Linked DNA regions of Homo sapiens: region 1 is linked to region 2. The links are chromatin contacts, found by Hi-C or POLR2A ChIA-PET in ENCODE. All regions are on one chromosome and are shown on one strand. The core of a region is the stretch at or near the end of the contact, and the rest is flanking DNA. Distances in the headings are between cores, read along the strand shown. Region 1 has its middle 170 kb from the start of ROBO1. Region 2 has its middle 100 kb from the start of ROBO1.

The links. A loop is a pair of places that touch in the nucleus more often than their neighbours do. ChIA-PET counts read pairs that join two places held with the same protein, here RNA polymerase II (POLR2A). Pooled maps may share reads with other maps.
Region 1: a loop to region 2 is called in a map of PC-9, with 10 times the contacts of the local background. The contact joins two enhancer-like sites. A Hi-C loop is called at or near these places in 1 of 168 maps with a recorded cell type or tissue (PC-9) and 1 of 50 pooled maps. POLR2A ChIA-PET finds 5 or more read pairs at or near these places in 1 of 52 experiments (PC-9).

The regions. Positions count from the first base shown.
Region 1 is chr3:79,933,361-79,940,679 of GRCh38, forward strand. No RefSeq gene overlaps it. Among named protein-coding and RNA genes, the nearest start is that of ROBO1, 170 kb to the left of the region's middle. RefSeq lists an enhancer at 4,046-4,602. Within about 2 kb of position 4,396, at least 2 of the 41 ENCODE cell types and tissues checked have a DNase peak (open chromatin) inside an H3K27ac peak, as active enhancers do; they include PC-9, where a contact is called at or near this core.
Region 2 is chr3:79,866,936-79,874,736 of GRCh38, forward strand. No RefSeq gene overlaps it. Among named protein-coding and RNA genes, the nearest start is that of ROBO1, 100 kb to the left of the region's middle. Within about 2 kb of position 5,681, at least 3 of the 41 ENCODE cell types and tissues checked have a DNase peak (open chromatin) inside an H3K27ac peak, as active enhancers do; they include PC-9, where a contact is called at or near this core.

The sequences.
Region 1 (7,319 bases), core at 3,146-5,645, 65 kb after region 2:
GATTTTTACATGCAGTATTTTTTTGTGTTTATTCCAGTAACTCACCGTTGGGATTATTATTTCCAGATGACAATTAGATGGCATTAAGAATGTGCACAAATCTTGTATCTAATAAATGAAATGTAAGATTCTTATTCCTAACAAGATAGAATTCTCCTGTCTAAACTTTTTATTAATTTATAAATACAATAGTAATGAACTTTCTCATATATTTCATATTTTTTTCAATTGAGTATTTGTAATAAAATTACTGGATCAATAGCAAGAAACCCATTTAAGGCTTTGGGGACAGATCAAATTAATTTCTAGAAAGGTTAAGCAAATTTTCACTTTTCTAAAAAGTATAGAACTTGCATGTCTCTTCACTAAGTGCCATAATTTTGAATATTACTTATTTAAATATGACAATATCTATATATTTATTTTTTCATTCTCCTCCCACTCCGATTCCAGTTCTAAGTCCTGTTCCTAACAGCACTATCTAACATTGACGGGTAGCTTTAATTGGACAGTCACTGTTCTGAAGACTTGACATTCATATATTATTTCATTGTATCACCACAGTATTACTTCAGAAACAATAAAATGAATTGTTGATAAGTTTTAACATTTGTATTTTGTACTTATTCTTGACTAATTTTTATTTGTGAAACCTCTAATCACAATTTAAAAAACTTTATCACTGCCCAATATGTCATTTTCTATCTTTTATACCTTATTTTTACTGTACCTTTTCTATGTTTAAGTATGCTTAGATACACAAACACCATTATATTACAACTGCCAACAGTATTCAGTAAAGTAACATACTGTACAGGTTTGTAGTCTAGGAGTAGTAGGCTACACCATATAGCCTAGACCTGTAGTAGGGTTTATTATGTGGTTTGGCTCTGTGTTCCCACCCAAATCTCATTTAATTATAATCCCCACATGTTGAAGGAGGGGCCTGTAATCCTCACATGTATAGAGTGGGAAGTGATGATTGAATTATGGGCCATTTTCACCACACTGTTCTACTGATGGTGAGTGAATTCTCATGGGATCTGATGGTTTTAAAAGAGGCAGTGTTTTCCTGCACTCTCACTTCTCTCTCTCCTTCTTCTATGTAAGATGCACCTGCCTCCCCTTCTGCCATGATTGTAAGTTTCCTGAGGCCTCCCCAGCCATGGAGAACTGTGAGTCAATTAAACCTCTTCTCTTTATAAATTACCCAGTCTCAGGTATTTCTTTATAGCAGTGTGGAAAACAGATAAATACAGTATACCACCTAGTTTTATGCACATAAGTACACTCTACGATGACAGGATAAAGATGAAATTGCCTGATAACACATTTCTCAGAATATATCCCCATCCTGTCATTAAGTGATGCAAGACTGTATAAAGATACTTCATCCAGCCAGGCGTGGTGTATCACGCTTATAATTCTAGCATTTTGTGAGGCCAAGGTGGGTGGATCACCTGAGGTCAGGAGTTCAAGACCAGCCTGGCCAACATGGTGAAACCCAGTCTCTACTAAAATACAAAAATTAGCCAGGCATGATGGCAGGTGCTTGTAATCCCAGCTACTTGGGAGGCTGAGATGACAGAATTGCTTGAACCCAGGAGATGGTTGTTGTAGTGAGCCGAGATTTGCCACGGCACTTCAGCCAATGTGGCCGAGTGAGACCCTGTCTCAAAAAAAAAAAAAAAAAAAAAAAAAAAAAACTTTATCCAAAGATTAAATATTCCCTTATATTTCCTCTTATAATTTATAGTTTTTTTAACACTAATTTGACTGAAATATTATTTTTGAATGGTTTCACCTCATAACTTAAAGAACTAAACATTGTTACACCTTGTATTTCTAGAAAGATAAAGCACTATATATCATTTTCTTTCTCATATGGAAATAAAATGGCAACCCTATTATTGTGTATTTAAATTAAACTGTATTATCAAGTATCAGGTGATTGCGAGTAACTATTATACGGGTAAATAAATAATTTTCATTGCTGTCCTCATGTACCTTGATTTATTTTTAGTATTATTGGGATTTTAATTTTAATGGTATAATAGAAGAAATGACAAATATGATTTGATTAATGTATTAGTCTTTTCTCATGCTGCTATAGAGAACTGCCTGAGACTTGGCAATTTATAAAGAAAAGAGATTTAATTGACTCACAGTTCCACATGGCTTGGGAGGCCTCAGGAAACTTACAATCATGGAGGAAGCCACCTCTTTACAGGGCAGCAGGAGAGAGAATGAGTTTCGGCAGGGGAAATGCCAGATGCTTATAAAACCATCCAATCTCATGAGAACTCACTCACTATCATGAGAATAGCATGGGGGAACACCTCCCCCATGATTCAGTTACCTCCACCTGCTCCTGCCCTTGACACATGGGGATTATTACAACTCAAGGTGAGATTTGGGTGGGGACACAGCCAAACCATATCAATTAATAAACCTATTATAGTCAGTTATTTGATAAGCTTTCTATTCATTTTTATGAGGAACATTGCGTATGACTGTTGGTTAAATTATTCTTGGTTAGAAGTAACAAAATTAAAATGTGTAGCATCACCTATAGAGTCTCTTTATGTAAATCACAAAAAATCCAGGAATAGTGAGAATAATCTGACTGCCCCCTGTCAGTGATGGAGCAATCTGGGTGACCCTAAAAGCCGTATTGATGTCAGGATCAATAATCACCTCCTAAATATCAGATCAGCTGAATTCTGGTTCCCACCAGCCAATACTTCAGTCATGAAACTGGACTATGTTTTAATCAGAGATTGGTAACTTTGATTTCAAGGAAAGAAAACAAATTGTTTCCCAATGTTTACCTTAACTATGTCTTAGGTTTATATTTATCCCCACATCTGAAATACGTAGAGTGATGAAACTCTAAACTATATATTACAACCTTCTGTTTAAAGCACTATATTGTTTTATTACAATGGCGATTTCACAAATACTTTTCTTGAACAACGTCTTAATCAGATCATCTCCATCTCATCTTTGCCTAGCTCATGGGCTCTGAGAGGTAAATAATTATTTTTTTTTTAGACTAATGATATTGGTATATATAGGTCATTTTGTTTTACAAGTTCAAATAAATTTTAGTTTTCTGATAAATGAGAATACTTGTAAATAAACTATGAATATGCTCTCTCAAATACTGTAATTTACACATTGCTAGAATAAGAAAATGGATATTACCATTTTTATGAATTCATTAAACCAATAGGTGGCTGCTATATTGTTCATATCTTTCTATTGAAATATAGTCTGTGTAAAAACTAATGTTACTAAAGCTAGAATTCTCCATACAACATTATTTATTCATACATGAAATTGGAAGAAGTTACCCCTTAAGGACCATACCCTGTGGCCTAATATTTACTCCAGATAGCAGAGCAGAATGAAATAATTATCAAAGCACAATAGAAAATGTATGTTATTTTTTTCTTTTTTTAATGCTGTTGGAGCTGAGGGTCAGGAATAAATCTGAAAACAAAGCAGAAAGAAATGCAATGCTATTATTTCCAAGGATTAATATTAATTTGTTACTGAGTATGATTAAGAAAATAACTTTACAGATAAAGTAATATAACTGAAATTAATAAACATTTAGTAATTATGCTAATTTGTAATGAAGAGTAAAGAAATGACTAGAGGCCAAATGTGATAAACCAAATAATTGTGTAATATACGGATACTGAGGGGAGGTAGAATTAAAGTATGTTCTCCCTTCAAATCTCAATAGTTTTATGAGTATATTTCGCCTAGATAAATTTGGTTTTGCCTTTTTAATGTCTTTTAAATTAGTTTAACATATGACAAATTTTAATTTACTGTAAATATGACTCTTCTCATTTATCCTCAGAGAATTGATTTCATGCTAGATTATTAAGCTAAATCATAATGTTCGTCATCCTTAAACATTTATAAAAGGTACTAATCTAAAATAGCAGGAGTTATTTGCAGTGAAATAGATAATTCCAAACATAAATTGCATCTTGAAGTTTGAGATATTAGGTCCTTTTTTAATGGTGTAAATTTGACTAAAACTTTTTTTTGAACTTGCTGTCAAGAAGCATATTTGTAAAATTGTGTTCATATGAAGGCACCAAACATTTCAAATTATTTTTCAGGACATTTCATGTTATAAATGACACAAAAATAACTCCAATTGGGTTAAAGGGGAAGTAATATTTACTGGTTCAATCAACTATATAGCTAGGAGAGCTAACTTCACTTAACTTCTATACAATGGCTCAAACAATGGCTCTCTGCTGGTAGGCCCTAATCTCCAGTTACCCAGCTGAGGATAAGGCCTCTCCAATGTGTTAGCTAAGTGGCTGCAGCAGTTTCGTACTACACATTCTTCCATGAAAGAGCTTGGTCTCTCTCACTGAATTACCTGTGGAATGTGGGTGTGTCTCCTGACATCTCCAACCAAGATCTCACTGTTTCTCAATGACCAGGAAATATGATCTGTTGATTGGCTTAAACAAATTATGACACATTCTTGGAGCTGAAAACACAATAATTCTCACATGAATAACATAGATAAGAAAGGGGGAGGAGCAAATTTCTCAAAGAAAAGTCCTGTGGATGAGAGAAGAGAGAAAAGGAGAGCCAAGGAGCACTTGTCTATGATAAGTAATACTTTAAGTGGAACTGGTGGATTTGAGTAAGTGCAGCTAATGATACATAATCAAAATGCATTAATATATATAATTTAAGAACATGTCTTTCCCTCCACCCCATTCCACCTAGGTCTTGGTTGCTGGTGGGTTCCTGGCTTCTTAGAAGAGAATATAGCTCATTTACCCTGTACTCATCCATTTACTCAGTGCAGTTACTGATCCCTCTGAGATTGGAGTATCTGGAGAGAGCGAGAGAAGGGAAGGAAATATTCTCCCCTAACTGAAACCCTTTTAAGATTTCTCAGGCCCTTTGGTAATGGCAGATGCTTGAAATTCAGTCTTGGAACCTTTGATGATGTCATGAAATCTTCAGAGGGCTCTTGCTGGATCAGAAAGCAACACCCACGGGTAAGGGGCTTCCCTTAGCTCTTGATTGTCAAGTGTTCTCCTCACATCCACTGATAGAAATTCTCTTGATTCAAATTCAATTTTAAATGACTCTAGACTGACTGCATGTTTGGCCCACACATGAGGAACACATTGCTACAAACTTTACTTTGCCATTGTTGGAAGGGCGGGTACTTCTCAGATGTAAGTCCCTGTTTTGTCTCTGCCCAGCTGCTCAGGCTAATAACCATATCCTCATATTAAGATTTCTCTGGATAACTCCTATGTAGCCATTCAGTATGCCTTGGTAGGAACTCATGAGTTATCCAAAGCCATTTCCTTAAAGTTTCTTCTACTAGCACTTCATCTCCCTTCTGAAAGAAGGTACAAAACATTAGCCCTCCCTCAAGACATTTCCACATAAATTCTTGTGACCCTTTTTGGACTCTGAGCGAGTGGTTCTAAGTGACAAGAAATACGTTTTAGTTTCTAGTAGTACTCCCTTTCTCCCCAGTATATTTTTAAACCTTCTGTTCAAGGTACTATATTGTTTTATTACAATGGTCATTTCACAAATACTTTTCTTGAGCAACATCTTAATCAGAACTTAATTGTCTTAATTCATAACTTAATTTGTTTTAAAACTAATTTTAGAATTTTAGTATTGGCTATCAAGGGCATTGCAGTTTAAATTTTTCAATTTAAATACTATAAAAATAGCCATACCTGCCTATATTATCAACACTTAATAAAAGTAAGTACTATCATCTACACTATTTCTTAAATTTTGATTTCTACAACAATTGGTCTGTTAAATGACACCTGACAAAATGTTGAAACGTTAGTCAGTACTAGCAGCTATTTATTGAGTTCTTATTATATGAAAGCCTCTTTTGAAAGTGGTTTACATGTGCTAATGTATTTAATCTTTTTTAGTGTTCCATGACATATATACAAGTTTAATTTTACAAATAATGGAGTGGAGGCAAAAAAAAGGTGAAATAATCTTGCCCCAAATTGCAGACTTAATATAATATGCAGACCTAGAATTTAAACTTAAGACGTCTGACTAGATCTACAATTCTTAACTAGCTATAGGATTTCTTTCTAAAGAGTTTCAAATGCTTGCATGTCTCAAAGAATTTTATGTTGCATAGAAAGCAATGTTGTAAGAGGGTTACTTTTGTGTAACAGATAAACTGGAAATCAAGAAAAAAGGGGGGTTAATCTGTGACCAAGTATGATATTAACATACTGTTTTCTTTCGCTCAAAAAAAAAGGGGAGTCTTTTCACTCGGAATTGCATATTTTACTGGCTATTTTACACTCTTTAAACTAATTGTCCTTGGTGGCTGCAGCTCTTAGAGGGAACAGTTTCTGGAGAGAATATAGGCAGTGACTCCTTTAGCACTGCTCCCCCACTGCTAAGTGAGTTTAAGGCGTAAGTGCAGACGGAGAACTCGCCTCAGTAGAAACACACCACACTCATACTTTTCCATGATACAAAGATTCATTTAGTGATAAAAACATAATTTAAAAACTCTGTCACAGGAAGTTAAATTTTTAAGTAAATGACAGCCTTACCATTTAAAAGGGCTCCGTGGCTGGAAGTTCCCAGTGATAAAACGTGTGTCATGCCACATGAGCCTTTCTTTCTCTACTTGCCCACAAGCTGCCATTAGGGTCATGTCATGCCATATTCTGCACACGGTGATTGTTTAACGTTGCACTCCGGTGTTGCACTAAGTACCATACCATTCATCCTAAATGACTCCCTTGAAAATTGCTTCTAAAAGTTTGTGCCAAAAATGCTCATGAGGTGAACAATTTACTATCCTTTAGCTATTAAGATACTGAAAACTGTCACTTCAGGAAATTGAATACTGTATACCCTGTAAAACATGTTGTTCTGAAGCTTTGCTTCAACAATTACTACTTATCATCTGTCAGCTTGTGAGTATTGTGGTTAGTCAGTTGTTAAATTTAATACTGCAATAACATTCTGATATGAGAAAAAGAGAAATACTGGAATCTCAGTGCAGTGATTTGAATCTGAACAAACTGAAGGTGTTCATATCTGTATTATTGTTTGTATTTTATAAATTCTTCATTGAGCTGTCAAGAAACTCAAGTTATTGTGGGGAACTCACAGGGTTCTACATTTTTAATTATGGTTACTTTCATTTACTTCAGTAGACACCATATTGGCCATCATTTGACTATATATCAAGCACAAAGGACTAAAATTTTCAAATCAAGTCTTTCCCAACAATATCTATTGTTGTTAATTGA
Region 2 (7,801 bases), core at 4,431-6,930:
ACCAGAACCTAGCTATCCCTCTCTCCCACCCTACTCATTTTTAACCCTCACCCTTCCCTGCTCCTTCTTTCTCAGCTCATGAAATACTTTGCAAATAGATACCATTAGAGGAGAAGTTTCCCATTAAAGAAATAAACCTGCTTGCCTTCATGTCCAAATTCTTTGTTTTACTTTTATTAAAATACAAGCTCTATTTCTATTAAAAAACAAAACCTAAAACCAACTAACACAAATATGCCAGTTTTATTCTGAATCTTCTCTTTGTGCTTTCTTAATCTGCAAGAAAATAAGGCTCCTACTCATTTGGTTATTGTGAGTATTAAATCAATTACGTGTAAAGTACTTAAAATAGTGCCTGGCACTTGGTAAGCACTCAATATGTGTTAGTTACTGCTATACCCACACAAACAATATCTTAAGAAGGTTGACAATACTTGTGGTCTCCACTTCCTCATCTCTTCAATATAAAAATCAAATAGGATTTTACCCATGGAGAAAAATAATTATAACTCCCTAAAATCTTCTATTGCACATGGAAAAAATCTTGGATCCTTTGCGGCTATGCCCTTTGAGGCCCTAGGTGATCTATCCCTTAATTGTGTCTTATACTTTGTCTTAAAACAGTTCCCATTTTGTTCACTACGGCCCAAGTATAATGGTTCCCCTAACATGGCAACGTCATTCCCACCTTTGTCATTTTTTTTAATCTGCCTTATTCACATAAATTGTCAAGAAAGTATGGATTGTTTTTCTCCACCAAAATATTCCTGACACCCATAATAATATCTGGCACATATTGGGTATTCTCAAGTTATGTGTAAACTAAAAGAATTACTTCTCCATTATGCTAATGGAGCTGCTTCACATTTCCTAGTCCAATACACACATCTTTTTATATATGTTACTTTTTTCCAATTAGCCTACAATTTACTCCTTAAAATTTTCCTTTTTTTTTTGGCTTTGGTGACTCTTTTCTGTTTATTATTATTTTTTCTTCTTCCACCAGTCCCGCTGTGTTTTCTCCATGTAGGTATTCTTTGCAAGAAATATCTTGGATATCTCTGGACATCTCAATTTTGAATACCCTAAAATTTGTTCTTCTTTATTTATTCTGTCCTTTCTCTCCAGGTAACACATTCAGCCCTATGACTAATGATTCCTAAGTTTCTATCAATGGTCTGAACTTACCCTTAAGCTCCAGACTTGTATGACTAGTCAGCTATTTACCATCTCTACATGTCTACAGTGAAATGTATATATGCCTTTTTTCCTCAAACCTGTTTTAGCCCACGCTCCACACATCAGTAAATAGTGCTGTTAGCCATCCAGTCGCTCAAGGCAAACACATAAGTGTTCTCTATTATTCCTTCTCTCTCCTCCACATCACAAGTCATCTTACCTCAAAAATCAGTCTTAGACTCTCCTACTCTCTCTGGGTTCAATGAATCATAATCATTGTTGATCTCTACAATTCTATAATAAACAACTACTACTACTACTATCACTCCCACCACCACCCTTACTACTAGCAGTTAGTTATCTAAACCTGCTTTCTCAATAGTTTTCATGCCTATACTTTTGTTCTTCTCTAATATGTTCCCCACAAATTAAAGATTTTGCCCATTTCTACTGAAATAACTAAATACTCCTTGAATAAATTTTCATTAATCTTAGAATGATAAAACATCCAAAGTCTAAAGGCCCTACTAAGATGAAAGGGCCCTTCAAGATCGGCCTTCAGTCTCCCAGCACTTGCTGTGCTTCAGCTGTGCTGGTCTCCTCTTTCTATACTTTAAATTCCCTCAATCTTGTTAGATTAGACTTCGTACTAATTTCTCTGGAGGCTGTTTTCTTCCATGCTGCAGGATTGACTCCTTTAACTTTCTTCAATTTACTGTTTATTTGCTACTTCCTCAGAAAATTGGTTCTTCCTGAAACATATTAAGTGAACTACACTTTTCCCATTTATTCTATAGTATGGACGATATTTTCGTTGTTGACCTTATGAAAGATTTTAAAATTTTATATTATTACTCAATTATCCAGTGGAATGTGAATCCGAGATTCAAGGATCTTGATTGTTTTGCTCAGTAGTTAATCATTACAGTCCGGTGCAGTGCAATGCTTGCTGTTTCAGTTGTAGTTAATGTTGAGTAAATATTTTCAATAATTGATTATATCATTCCCAAGGGATGTCAGATATTGATAGAGTAACACCTTGCTACTCGAAGCACGGTCTAGATGGGCAGCAGTGGCATCACCTGGGAGCTAGTTAGATTTGCAGAGCCTGAATTTTAGAAACATCCTAGTTGGTTTATGCACATTAATGTTTAAGAAGCATGGATTAATATACATAGATTTTTTGTTTAAACATGTACTACCTGAGACTCCAAGAATATTTTCTCCAAGTATGTTTAATCATAAAATGCTCTTAGAAATGAAGAATATTAAGTAGTTCTTGAAAAGGGGCAAATGGACCAAATGAATATGCAGTAGGTAGGAGCCTTAGGTGGTAGGGCATATCCGTAGTCCCAGCACTCAGGGAGGCTCAGGCAGGAGTTGAGTCCTGCTTGAGTCCAAGAGTTCCAGGCTGCAGTGAGTTATGTTTGCACCAATGAACTCCAGCCTGGGAGACAGAATGAGACCCTCTCTCCCTGAACAAACCCAAACAAAACAAAACACAACAGAATAAGTAGGAAAAAATTGAGTGTTTTAAGAAAGGCTTGTTGGCAAGAGCTAGTGAACCATATGTAAAAGCAATCAAGACTAGAAAAAGAGTTCTATGTCAGCATGGTAGTTGCATAGGATCAGGCATGCAGATCAGGATAAATGAAAACCAATTTTAAGTGAAGCCAGCAATTGGAAATTTAAATGTCTTCTTCAGATCTAAAGAAAAGTTGCAATCACAGAGATACTCAAAATAGAGTATTTAATACCACATGCGGGAGAGTTTATAACATATTGCTGTGATTGCTGAGGAAGTGGAAGTTGGCTATAGCTTTATTCTAGATGTGATTCAATTTGTATATCCACCTAATTTATATATAGTGTACTAAGAAAAATGGTACTATGACACAGTGTTCTATTTCCTACCATCTTCCTAAAACACAAAATAACTGAACTTAAATTTCCTAAAACGTAAACACAAAATTGATACAAAAAGTTGGCCTTTGGATGGATTTTTCGGTGTGGACATTTTTATTAGCTGTTAGAAGCGACAAGACTCTAACCAACCCAACCAACATTTTTTACAAGAGCAGGAAAACCAGAAAGTGATGTGGCTGAGGATTTCACATGAGTGAGAAGCAGCAAAAAAAAAAAAAAAAAAGAAAAACAAAATTCCTAGCATATTTTGATGAATTTCTTAAAATACAGTTTGAATAAAAATAAAGAAAAATATTAAATACAATAAAGCTACCCAATGGATATATGACACCTTTTCCTGACAACCCCTTTTTATGAAAATGCACTTCCTGAAGAGACAGGCCACCTGGTATCACACAGAATTCCCACATGGACTTTGTTAAGTGGTGGCATAGGATCATAGGATCATAAAGAATTTTTTGCTGAAAGTTTTTTATAAAATGCTAAATTTGGTTCTCACAACTGAATAAAGGGAAATGTACACATTTTCAAATATTCAAAAATATTCAATAAATTAAGCTGTAAAGTTATGCAACCATACACATCCAAATTCTTCTGAAACCAAAATAAATATAACAAGGGAAAATATGCTTTTGAATTATTTCTGCAGGAATCCTGTCTCAATGTAAGATATAGATTGGAATAACCCTGATGGTGCTTAGCACGAACTCTAAATATTTTGTTAGGTTGCTAACTAGAGTGGGAAAAATATAAAAAATAAACTTGGAATTCTATCTCTTTGGACATATGTATTCTAATTAATATATAGACATGCGCCTCAGCTGTAGTAAGATTATCAACGTAATCTAAATAGTTTTTTTATAATTTCATTCTTTGCACAGGGTGTTTTCTCAGCTTAGAATAATGTCCTTAGAGCAATGGTTCCCATGGAAAGCTTGACCACCTGCAAAATCGACTAATGTGAACCCACTACAAAATAAATTTCTTATTATTTTATTTAATTACATCTCAGAAATTCACATTAGAATATAAGGTTACTGAGGTCGAGGACCACAACTAATTCATCTTTATACTCCCAAGTCTAGTAAAGTTATCAATGTTATCCTAACCCTCCAATGTTTCCTGAATGAATAAGTACAAGGAATACAGATCTTAAATTAATACTCGATTGTGATTGTTGGTTCAGGTTTTCCATGAGAGTTCAGTCCCAGAGCAGTAAGTTAAAATTCCCACTTGTATCAGGATACGCTAACGTGTGATGCAGTATTCAAATGCAAAAGTCTTGATGACTTAAAATAAAGAAGGTTTGTTTCTCAGTCATGCCTTATTTCTATCGTGGTTGGCAGAGGTCTCTGTTAATTGTGGTCAGTAAAGGGTCCAGGCTGATGGTGTGGTCAGTGTTTTAATAGTGCCCGTTATCATGCCAGAGAGAGAGAATGATTAGTTACAAATTAGCTTTAAAAGCTTCTCTCTACAGCTACTAACAGCACTTCACACATTTTGCTGGCCAAAACAAATTAAAAAGCCAAATTCAATTCCAAGAGTAGAGAATTCCAAAGGAAGGGAGGAATCCTACCATGTGCCTAAAAAAGAAAAGCTGGGAATATTTGGCTAATAGCAGTAATGATTATTCCAACAAAGTTTTTCAAAGGTTTATAGGATCAGAATATAGTAGTCTATCACCATCTCTCATATTTCCAAAAATGGTATGTTGTGGTGGTGCTAGGCGTGGGAAGGGTCAATATTTTGTGAGAAATGCTGAGTAATGATTTTAATGCTGGAGGAGTTTTAACCAGATAAAAATGTTGTTGCTAAGGTTATCATAGATAAAATGCACATTTGTGTAACATGAGAGCTAGCTTAAGATATGACAAATGCATCTCCCATGCTGCTTTGTGATGCTTTGCATATTTTGAGTTATAATTGAATCTTTTGAATCTAGGGTCATATTTATACCTACATATAGCATCTCACTTCAAGCCCAAGCCAAAGAAAGACCTACAGCAGCAACCTGTACATAATTGGTGGCAATCAGTAAATTTTGCTTGTTCTTACTGCTCATATAGAACTCATTCAGAGTTCACATACAACTCTTACTACATTTTATTAAAATCTTAAGCATAATATTAAACAAGTTTTAGTTGAAAATTCTTGTTCCTCTTATGTCCAGGTTTAGAACTATAAGATTACAGAATTAGATATCCCTGTGGCCTTACTTCAAAAGAATTGAAAAGTAAACATACAGGATATATACAAAAAAATGTATGTTTTCAGGTAACATTTGTACCAAGAAAGAGATCTTCAACGTAGATTTTTGGCATCATATCTAATAAAGACTATGAATTGTTAATAATAATTATTATTTTATTCATATCATTAGTAAGTATATCTTTATACTTATTTTATTTTGAAGTCAAACAATTATTTCTTTGAGTGGTTGTGATTTTAAAGGGCATGGGATACTGAAGTCTGAAGACATCTTTATTTAAAGTATACCCATGTTTTTAAATGCCTTGTTGAAGTGAGTTACATTCTGGAAAAGAATTCTCAGGGCATATGCAGGTCAAATCCCTCTTACGTGCACCATTGCAATAAAAAGTTTATCATAACAAAAAGTTCATGTAAGTGCTGGCTGGTAGCCTATGTTAACAGAGTCCTGCATATCTAGCAAAAATGAATTCCCCAGCACTGAGTAAGAGTTCCAGAAGATTTTATCTCCAAAAGTCATACTAATTTTTAATTGCCCAAAGATTTATTCTTTATTATGAGATTTTTGACTCTTTTATTTCATTGAGCAATTGTTCATTTTTTTTCTGTGAGATGTATTGGTGAACTACCTGATTCCCAGAATTTTTTCTTTCTTTCTGTAATATTTCATATTCTTGAGATCCAGGAGGTTCAGGGAAGGAAGTACATACTATCTGTGTCCTAAGGTAAAGATTCCATACATTGCTGAGATTTCAGAGACTACTGCTTTCTATAGTTGAATTATTGTATTACAATAAACAATATTTAGTGAATAGTGAGTATCAGGTATTTATTTTTTCAGAGATCAAAAATATTAATACTGTTGAGCTAGGGCCTACCCACCCGCCTGCATACACACATAATGTACTAAGTATAAAGAGGTAAGCTTCACTTCCCTAGTAGAATGGTGGTATAAAATAAAGGCCTCCCAACTCTTTCTTTCCTATTTGCATGGGGGATAAGGGTGGCAGAGGTTGTATACAACCATCTATGGCTTCTGGGAATTCGTACTATGTTGGGACACAGCAAAATATGTGGTCTTATACATAAGGTCTTGGTGATATTCTATGGAAAGTCAATGGGGACTTGAGGATAAATGAGTGTACTGCTAAAATGAGTGCACTGATAAAATTATCAGTTACCAGATTCATGACATGGAGATGTGAGGACAGGGGAAGGAGGTGGCAAAGAAATTTAGAAGGGACCTGATTGTTTGCCAGACTTAGAAGTTTGAATGCCCACAAATCACAAAGATGTCAGAGATCAGATTCAGTGAGAGTAAGGGAGTGGGGAAGTAGAAGGACAGGAGATGATGGTGTGAGAGGGACCTATAGAGAAAGGTTTTGGAAGTGAATGAATATTACATGGTAATAACGCAGCCATGCTAGTAAGCAGCTCAGGCATGGTGACTGCAGAGAACACTGGGACTGGGCAACTGAGAATCCAGTGGAATAAAAGGAATGTAAAAATTATGAAGCTATTTTTTTGAGCAAAATTTATGACTAACAGTAATTACAGTTACTACATGTTGGGAAGCAGATTAAAAGTGGAAAAATTTACACTAACAACAGGTAGAGTTTAGGTTGAATAATTCTTACCTCAATCATACTTAGCTTCCATGACAAATGCTCCTAGTTGCCTACTTGATATTTGTTTCCTCATCCTTCTTTTCTAAGAGAACTGTGATTTGTGTGCAAATGTGTGACAGTATTCCGGTGTTCCCAGTTGTATGTACTCGCAGTGAGGCCTCTCCTAAGAGTTAAGGGTTCTCATCTGATATAGTCATCACCAGTGAGATTTCAGTGGAAATAGCCAGTTGTGTATTCCCGGTAACGATTTTTGTTTTTGTTTAAGAGAACTGACTTAGCTGGCTGCTAAGTGTGTGCTCCCCCAAAATTAATATGTTAAAATCCTATCCCCCTAATGTGATGGTATTAGGCAGTAGGGCGTTTGGTAGAAGAATATACCACAAGGGGTCCACACTTATGAATGAAATTAGTGCCCTATGAAAGAGACTTGGAGTTTGCCCCTTCCATCATGGGAGGATGCAATGAGAAGACGGCTGCCTATCAAGAATGGGAGCCTTACCAGACTAATGTGGCCATGCTTTGACGTCAGACTTTCCAGCCTCCAGAATTATGAAAAATAAATTCCTGGTATATTGTATTCTGGTAAAGCAGCCTGAACACACCAAGGCACTGACACTGCCAGTCTTTTTCTTTTGTCTTTTGTCCTTGATTCTTTTAACTGCATGGAGCAAGAATGCAATCTCTAGACATGAAGTTGCCAACTTTTGAACATCAAAATGAAGGCCTTAAATTAAAGATATCTGAGCAGAGATAGGTAAAGAGCCTGGACTTGGATGGTTTGGAGAAGTCACTTTATTATCATCCCTGGATTTTCTCACTATGTGATAAAATTTATCCCTATGCGATTAAGCCCCTATAGA